2 separate regions of the Homo sapiens genome follow, and region 1 is linked to region 2. Evidence: read pairs that join two places in POLR2A ChIA-PET (ENCODE). Cell type or tissue: Panc1. All regions are shown on one strand.

The links. Peaks named below come from ENCODE experiments on the same cell type or tissue, not always from the same donor. Only the 100,000 strongest peaks of a DNase experiment are listed, where the experiment ranks them.
Region 1: POLR2A ChIA-PET joins it to region 2 with 5 read pairs; 2 of 35 experiments call an interaction of 5 or more read pairs at or near these places.

The regions. Positions count from the first base shown.
Region 1 is chr13:50,142,571-50,147,570 of GRCh38, reverse strand. The region is part of intron 2 of DLEU1 (deleted in lymphocytic leukemia 1); the gene reads right to left. Among named protein-coding and RNA genes, the nearest start is that of DLEU2, 20 kb to the right of the region's middle. In Panc1, no CTCF peak of the experiment used is centred here; no DNase peak of the experiment used is centred here; H3K27ac peaks cover 1,164 bases.
Region 2 is chr13:50,318,106-50,323,105 of GRCh38, reverse strand. All of the region lies in intron 2 of DLEU1 (deleted in lymphocytic leukemia 1), which reads right to left. Among named protein-coding and RNA genes, the nearest start is that of DLEU2, 200 kb to the right of the region's middle. In Panc1, no CTCF peak of the experiment used is centred here; a DNase peak (open chromatin) is centred at 2,713; H3K27ac peaks cover 5,000 bases.

The sequences.
Region 1 (5,000 bases), 180 kb after region 2:
TAAAAAAAAAGCATAGCAATAACTGAAGTGTATCTTCAGAGTCACAAAATCTAAAGATCAAGAAACTTACAACTAAAATGTAACACATGATTTGTCTTCATGGATTTAATGAATGGCTTATTACTAATGGTGGTAAATCAACAATGACTCTTTCCCTAGGACCAGGGGCCCTACCCACTGATCTTGGGCACTTTTCTCCTCCCTCCCTAACAAGGATTTTTAGACGCTCAATCAAAACAGACTCTAGTTCCTGGAATACAAATCACAACGTTCGATAATATGTTACCATTCCCAAAGGACTTTATATTTTAATAAGAGAGGAAATCTAAGTCAGCTAGTTTCTAAATTTAAGAAAAGGAATAAATTATTAATCTATGAGTTCATCATGACAAATAAAAATAGAAATACCGTATAGTGGAACTTATAACTTCCCAGGATTCTTTACAAAGTCTCATTAGAAAAGTCAAAGATGATCAAGGCACCAGAGAATCTGGATGACCTTTTTCCCCATACTCTGAAAGGAATGTCCTGGACTCAAATTGAGATAAAAACTGGTACAATAATGATGAAAAATGTGCCTTAAGTTTTGACTAGTTCAGAGTGGGAAAAGGTCAGAGAAGGGCCTCTCATACACATTTTACAGGAATGTAAAACAGGATGACCTTTCTGTAGGGAAACTGGCAATATCAAAAGCCACACGTACGTCCCAGTGGACTCAGGACTTCATCCTAGGGAAATAATCAAAGATGCACCCAAAGATTTGGATACAAGATATTATGCAACCCTTTTTAAAACAAAATAAAATAACTTCAACCAACCACAATGTCCAGCAATAGGTGATTGATTAAATAAAAACAGACATCCGGTCGGGTGCGGTGGCTCATGTCTGTAATCCCAACACTTTGGGAGGCTGAAGCAGGTGGTTCATGAGGTCAGGAGTTCAAGACAAGCCTGGCCAATGTGGTGAAACCCCATCTCTACTAAAAAATACAAAAAAATTAGCCGGGCATGGTGGCATGCACCTGTAATCCCAGCTGCTCAGGAGGCTGAGGCAGGAGAATCGCTTGAACCCATGAGGCAGAGGTTGCAGCGAGCCAAGATCACACCACTGCACTCCAGCCTGGGCAATAGAGCTAGACTCCATCAAGAAAAAAAAAAAAAAAAACAGACATCCATAGTGGGAATCACTGTGGAGCCATTACTGTGAACTAGCTAGGGCAGTAGATATTAACTAGAAAATACCTCCTCACTCCCAGTAATGCAGCATGAAAGATCACAGAGTGCAGAGTAGTGTGAATGGAATGGCCTGATTTAAGTAAAAAACTCTCACATATGGCCATACATACATATTTAAATACTTACATCTATTACATTTATGAACTTACACCTATTACACGTATATACTTACATCTATTACATGTATATACTTACATCTATTACGGACCTTAAGAATATACCTCAAACTATAAATGGACTTCCCTACAGGGAATGTGACTGAGAAAGAGAGAGTGGGTTGGCAGAATGCAGGGAGAGAGAAAGTTTAATTTTCTGCTTCATAAAATAAAACTACATATATATAATTATAATTATATATAAGTATATGTAATTCAAAAACAAAAATTAAAAGCCTTTAAAAACCATCTTTTGGAATAAAGACATGGGAAGCAACTCACAATGTTTCCCCAAGTGAAAAAAACAGAAACAGCCGGGCGCGGTGGCTCACGCCTGTAATCTGAGCACTTTGGGAGGCTGAAGCAGACAAATCACTTGAGGTCAGGAGTTTCAGACCAGCCTAGCCAATATGGTGAAACCCCATCTCTACTAAAAATACAAAAATTAGCCAGCCATGGTGCCACGCTCCTGTAATCCCAGCTACTCAGGAGGCTGAGGCAGGAGAATCGTTTGAACTTGGGAAGCAGAGGTTGCAGTGAGCCGAGATCACATCATTGCACTCCAGCCTGGGCATTGCAGTGAGACTCCCTCTAAAAAAAAACAAAAAGAAAACAAACAAAAAACAAACAAACAAATGATAGAAAAACTATGATTCCAACTTTGTAAAAATAAATCATACATGGCATAGAATATAAGAGAAATACAGAGAACCAAAAGGAATGGAAACATCAAAATATTGCTAGTTAGTTCTGAGTGGTGAGATTAAGATCGATTTTTTTTGAGTTTTATAAACTTTCTCAGTGAACATGGATTACCAGTATAACGGATAAAAACATTAAATATTATTAAGACACAAATTTTTAAAAACTGTAGGTTCAATAAGTTGATGGCATTTGCTTTTCTAATACTGTTAGGACTTCAACCTTCTGACATTGACATTTGCTTTTAAATACTAAGCAGGGTTACTCTGAAGCTTAAGATGTCAAATTTTTACAGATGAGTTTGCAATTTAGCTCACTATGTTGTGCATGTTCTAATAAAGACCTAAACTGTTCAATGATGGTAGAGACCTTATGTAGCAGGCCAACAAAACTGAAGTCCAAAGAGTTAAAGTGATTTTCCAAAAGCACAAATCTTTTCATTTAATGGAAGAGCTGAGAGGAGAATGATTCTAACTCCCAGTCCAGTGTTTTTCCATGACATGATGCAGCTATGTTTCGGATGAGAATCACTGAAACCACAACAAAAATAGCACTTTAAGAAATGTACAGCATAATGGTCAATGGATAAAATTTGTATGTAGCTTCACAGAGAACTGTTAAGTCCAGCAAAATACCAGGTTCCACTATCAAAATGCCACTGGCTTTTCTGAGAATTATATCTAGAGAAATGATTAGATTTGACCTAAAAGGATACTTAAGGGAACTTAATTTTTATTCTAATAGTAACACAATTCAAAGCTGAAATGAACACATCTGGTTTCATTTTCTTTACTGATTAGGATAACTAGAGATTCTGAGACATCATGCATGACTCTGTCCTTTATTTGATATGCAAATAAATTCCTGGCTTGAGTGTAAATCTTCTACTTTCAGTGGTGCCCCTCATAACTAATTATTTTTTATATCCCTTCCTGGGTCCAAAAAAAAAAAAAAAAAAAAGCTTGAGGTATAGTTATTCAATAAGAAAGGCATCCTTCCCACAAAATGCCTACAGGCACAATTCTCCAAAAAAGGAGAAAAAAAGTAGGCCTTAATTAATTAGAATCCAGATCACTGGGATAATTGCCAGTTCTGCTTTGTTTCCACCCTTCCCCAAAGGTTGTGACCCAAATCCAAGGATAAAAGGCCAAATGGAGGGAAGGAGGGGACCACATGGCAGAGGGGTCAATTTCTATTGTAACTATGAAGCAGACCCATTTATTAAGAGCCACGTAATGTGTTAAATGATATTCAAAGATTACCAGAATCAGGTTGTTCTCAATGGGACCAGACCCCAGAAACTATTCTCACACTGCCTGACTCACATTAAACATCCCCTACACACATACACACCCTCCAAAACAAACAAAAACATCCATAACCTTCATCCCTCTCATTAATCAATCGAGTTTGATATAACAGGATATTGGGCACTTTCACCTTTGCTAATGAAAACTTTGCTTTGTACCACAAAGCCAAACATGTTTTCTTTTTTTTTTTTTGAGACGGAGTCACTCTGTCACCCAGGCTGGAGTGCAATGGCGCAATCTCGGTTCACTGCAACCTTTGCCTCCCGGGTTCAAATGATTCTCCTGCCTCAGCCTCCTGAGTAGCTGGGATTACAGGAGTGAGCCACCACGTGTGGCTAATTTTTGTATTTTTAGTAGAGATGGGGTTTCACCATGTTGGCCAGACTGGTCTTGAACTCCAGACCTCAGGTGATCTGCCCTCCTCACCCTTCCAAAGTGCTGGGATTACAGGTGTGAGCCACCGAGCCCAGCCAAACATGTCATTCTTGATCTCAGCGATGAACTACAATTGCTTGGGACATGTCGCAAGCAATCCTCATACTTACAGGGGCTTAATGCCTATCTTTTCTTCACAGGACATCCCGTCCTAGTTGCGAACTATGCACATAATTGACTGACAGATTCAGAGAACAAGAGTGTGGCTATGCATTCATTCATGTCAGGCAACATGACGTTTTAAGAAATGGGGACCTGGAAGCCCCTCTCCCTCAGTTTTATTTCATCAGACCTAGATATAAATGATAGTTCCATCTGAACTAGAGAAAGACACCAAGAAGAAAACTTGGTAATGGGGTACAAATATATCCCTTTCCACAGTCAAGTATCATAGTCTCACTTCACAATATTCCTAAATTTGAGGCGGAGGAAGTATAATCCAGAATATACAGTACCTTAATTTATTTAAGCAAGCAGAGATTAAATCAATGGGGAAGAAGTGATCCACAAATCACAATTAACTGCTGTTTAACTTTTAAAGTAAATAAACAAACTTGCCAGCTCATATAGCCAGATTTTTATTTATTTATTTATTTATTTTAGAGAGACAGGGTCTCACTCTGTCATCCAGGCTGGAGTACAGTGGCACAATCATAGCTCATTGCAGCCTCCAACTCTTGGGCTCTAGTGATCCTCCCATCTCAGCCTCCTGAGTAGCTGGGCCTACAGGTGTGCACCACCACGCCCAGCTCTTTTTTGTTGTTTTGTTTTGTTTTGTTTTGTTTTGTTTTGTTTTGTTTTGTTTTTGAGATGGAGTCTTACTCTGTCGCCCAGGCTGGAGTGCAGTGAGGCAATCTCGGCTCACTGCAAGCTCCGCCTCCTGGGTTCACGCCATTCTCCTGCCTCAGCCTCCCCAGCAGCTAGAATTATGGGCGCCCACCACCACACCCGGCTAATTTTTTGTATTTTTAGTAGAGACTGGGTTTCACCATGTTAGCCAAGATGCTCTTGATCTCCTGACCTTGTGATCCGCCCGCCTCAACCTCCCAAAGTGCTGGAGTTACAGGCGTGAGCCACCACACCCAACCTCATTTTTTTTTAAGTTTTTGTAGAGATAGGGTCTAACTATGTTGCCCAGGCTGGTCTTGAACTCCTGACCTCG
Region 2 (5,000 bases):
ATTCAATTTTTCAATAGTCAAAAGTAAATTTTTCCATAAAAATTGAGAATTTAATTCTAAAATTCATATGGAAATGCAAAAGACCTCGAATACTGAAGAAACTTTGAAAAAAGAACAACACTGGAGGGCTTACATGCCTTGATTTCAAGTCTTATTATAGAACTACAGTTATCAATACAGTGTGGCACTGGCATAAGGATAGACAAATAGATCAGTGGAGCAAAATAGAGGGTCCATAAATAGGTCCACACATATACAAACAATTGATTTTTGCTAGAAGTACAAAGGTAAGTCAGGGAAGTAATAATAAGCTTTTCTATAAATTGTGCTGGAAAAATTGTATATCCACATGCAAAAATATAAACATTGATCCATACTTTAAATTGTATATAAAAACTAATTCAAAATGAAATATAGACCTAAATGTAAAACCTAAAATTATAAAACTTCTGTTAGAGAATCTCTCTGATCCCAGGATAGGTAAAGATTTCTTAGATATAACACCAAATGAACAACCCATAAAAGAAAAAAATTGATAATTTGAAACTCAATAGACTTTTGAAGAGCAGAAGCTTTTAATTTTGACAAGAGAATAAGAAGACAAGCAAAAACTAGGAGAAAATATTTATAAACTACATATCTCACAAAGAACAAATTTTAAAACTCATTAAGAAGAAAACATAAAAACAATTAAAAAAATAAAACATTCAAATAGACACCTCACCAAAGGTAGACAATTGGAAATAAGCACATGTAAAGATGTTCAACATAATTAGTCTTTGGGGAAATGCAAATGAAAACCACAATAAAGCATGAAGTCAAATCTATTAGGATGGCTAAAATTTAGAAAACTGACCACACCCAGCGATGTTAAGGAAGTGAAGCAACTGGAACTCTCATACACTGTTGGTGTGAATGTAAAATGGCACAATCACTTTAGAAAACAGTTTGACAATTTCAAAAATGTTACACATGCGCCTGCCATATGTTCCAGCCATTCCACTCATAGGTTTTTACCTAAGAGGAAAATAAATATGTTCATATACAGGCTTGTACAGAAATATTCATAGCTGCGTTTTTTTTTTTGTAACAGCAAAAAACTGGAAACAGCCCAAATGCCCATAATTAAGTGAATGGATAAAGAAATTGTGATATAATCATACAATAGAATATTACTCCACAATAAAAAGGAGTGAATTATTGATATATTCAACAGCATTGATGAGTCTCAAAGTAAGTATTCTGACTGAAAGAAAAGAGATTTTTTTAAAGATTACATGCTGTATGTTTCACTTTATATAAAATCCTAGAAAATGCAAGTTAATGTGTAGTTACAGAAAAAAAGATCAATGGTTACCTAGGAAAGAGGAATTTCAAAAGGACCCAAGAAAACTTTTAGGAGTAGTGGGTTTATTAGCTTGATTGTGGTGGTAGTTTTAATAAGAATATACATATGTTAAAACATCAAATTGTACACTATATGTATGTGCAGTTTATTGTTTGTTGGTTATGTCTCAATAAAACTGTTAAAAGAAATTATGTCATGTTCAAGAAAAAAATATTTGTAGATTCAGTAAAAGACTATCAATACTACCTTACCTACTGTAGCACTTAGGTAAAAGATAATCTATTAACTTTTCAGGATTCCAGTTGTACATGTAAAATAAAGAAAAAACTCACTTCACTCAAGAATTATAAAAATTATTAGCTAGTATTGACTAGGTCAACTGAAAATGCCAAGTGTTGTGCAAACTGCTTTATTTTTAGCTATACAATATAGTGGTTATTTCAGATTCTTGAATCTGAGCATGTAACTGTTGGCTGAATTTATCCCTAAATCCTTCCATTTGGGCAAATGACTTGATTTGCAGTATCAATTCAGTATATGTGTAGTTCAAGATTCCCAAGAGGTTGTGCTGGTGTACTGGCAAAGATTGTATTTTGGATGTAAGTGATTTCCTTATATAATCTGTAAACTAGAAACTGACAAGTATGGTAGATTTCACAAATATAAACAATGTTACTATTGGACTTCATCTGTAATCAATTTATGAAATGCACCTGAGTAGATTTTCTAAAGAGTTTAGGTACTTCAATGTCAGAAGGAAAAGCCTTTTCTCCTTGAATCTTCACATTCACTAGCTAAATGGGCTAAACAAGAAGCACATCAAAAAAAGAAAAAAAACAGCACCCTGGAGTGACACAAGACTGAATTCTAATCCCAGTTCTGGTACTCACCTGCATGAGACCTTAGGCAAGTTACTTCACCACTTCTGTTTCTTTGTAAGAAGGGAGCAAGATGCTTGCCTTCTGTGCCTCTTAACACACATCATCCAGAAAGTTTGCAAAACCACCTCATCTTCAATATTTAGTTTTAAACCTTCACTGCAATGTTGTTCCAGCGTAACACTTCAGTAAAGGAAAGGAATTATACTAGGGTCTTGCACTATGGCTTGATCTGACCCTCTAGGGCTCATGTTAAAGATAAGTATATTGATTTTAGCCCATTTATAAAGTTACTAGGCCATCATTACCAACTCTTGCAAAATGAAAAATTTATTTAATTGACTAAGGTTTATGAGACTTTAAAAAATATGGCAGCACATTGATAAATGAGTTACCCAGTCACAGCCTGACTCATTCTACAAATATTTGCTAAGTACTTACTGTGTGACAGGGAGTCCATAGTAGACAAATCTCAGCTTACTATTTATTATGGACTGAATTATTTCCCCCCTCACAGACACACACAAATTCATATACTGAAGCTCAAATCCCCAATGTGACTATATTTGGAGATGGGACCTTTAAAGAGGTAAATAAGGTTAAAGAGATCAAAACAATGGGCCCTAATACATTGGGACTGGTGTCCTTACAAAAAGAAAAGATACCAGGGATACTCAGGCACAGAGAAAAAGGCCCTGTGAAGACACAACAAGAAGGCAGCCATCTGCAAGCCAAGGACAGAAGCCTCAGATGAAACCAAATCTGCAGACACCTTAATCTTAGACTTCGAGCCTCCAGAATTGTGAGAAAATACATTTTGTGGTTTAAGCCACACAGTCTGTGGTATGTTGTTATGGTAGGCCTCACAGACTAAGACACCATTTTTAATTAAGAAACTGACATGCCTGGTTTGAGAAGATTTTTGAGTCAGAAGTCAAGAGAAAATTTATACAATTTGAAAGCTGAAAATGTAGAGAAAATGTGTTTTCAGAAATGCCCTGAGAATGAATATCTTTCTACAGCCATTTCTTGGGTCTTGGCCAGCTTTTCTCTATGTGTCTTTAAGGAAGAGTATTTGCACACAAGAGTGAAGTTATCACACCAGGCAATCTGTCAGCATAGGAAAGTTTACACAATAGAAACGGTGACTCTGCAGCACCCCTGGCCAGCAGTCTCCAAGGGCCTCATGCTTGAACCTGACCATCCCCCTTTGACTTTTCCTCCCTGCCCCAAAAGTTCTCACTTTTGCTCTCCCTCTTTCTCTCTTACGGAAGAAAACCAGTCCGGACTGTGCATCCGCTCAAAGATGAAAAGTTGGTCCTGAAAACTTGTCTTGTAGTAACTGCCCTTGAATACCTATAGTTATATAGGTGTGCTGTCTATTGGGTGTGTTTGTAACAGCTTTGGGGTTCTCAAAATAACCTCTCTGTGTCCTCTACAACAGTGATCCCCAACATTTTTGATACCAGGGACTGGTTTCATGGAGGACAACTTTTCCACAGACACAGAGTGGAGGGGGATGGTTCAGGATGATACAAGCGCATTACACTTACTGTGCAATTTATTTATATTATTATTAGATTGTAATATATAATGAAGTATACAACTCTTTATCATGTAGAATCAATGGGAGCCCTGAGCTTGTTTTCCTGCAACTAAACAGTCCCACCTGGGGGTGATAGGAGACAGTGACAGATCATTATGCACTAGATTCTCATAAAGAGCACGCAATCTAGATCCCTTGCATGCACCATTCACCATAGGGTTCACACTCCTGTGAGAATCTAAAGCCACCACTGATCTGACAGGAGGCTGAGCTCAGAGGGTAATGGGAGTGATGGGGCGTGGTTGTAAATACAAATGAAGCTTCACTCACTCGCCTGCTATTCACCTCCTGCTGTGCGGCCCTGTTGCTAACAGACCATGGACTGGTACTGGTCCATGGCCCAGAGGTTGGGGACCCCTACTCTACAAGGTGGCTCCTGGTCTCTAGATAATTTTATAAGCCAAGAGGAGATATCCCCATCCCAACCCAGGAAGCAGGAGGAAAAGGAAGCAGGGAATAATATAAAATATAGAGGATTTGAAAGAAAAACAACTTTTCTTCTGCCTTCATTCCTCTCTTCCCATCTCCCCCAGGGAGGCCTTCACTATCTTCAGAGCTTCAGCTCTTGCCTCTAAGCTGGTGGTTCCCACATTGTGTTCTCAATTCCAATTTCCCCGAGAGTGCTAGTATTATATCTATGACTGTCTAGCTGACATTTTCACCTAGATGGCCCAAACTCACCCCTCAATATTCTAGGCTCACCATAACCTTCTAGTAACATTTTGAGGGTTCCTATGTGTCCCAGACCATCTCATTAAATTTAGTTATCTGTTCACTTCCAAGTATAAGACTTTTTATTCTGAATGTCGTTCCCTTTGGCCTTTTTACAATAGAAACCTTATTGGGTGAGTGTTTTTCCATTTCATCTATTTTTTTAAATTACTCAAATGTCCTGTCTTTAATAACTAGGCTAAATGCTACTATTTCTAAACAATCATTTTTATTCACGAAAACACATTTTAGACCCTTTCCACATCCCACCTTCATCCTATGAATATGTGAGATTTTTATGGGCTCACAGACAGTTTTGGAATAAAGAAAAGACTATTCAGAGTTTACTTTGGATATAAAAATTAATAGTAAGTGAGTTAATTTTATTAAAGTTACCAACCAAATAAATACCAAGAATGGACCAATGATGAGAATGTGTTATGAACCAAGGATTCTA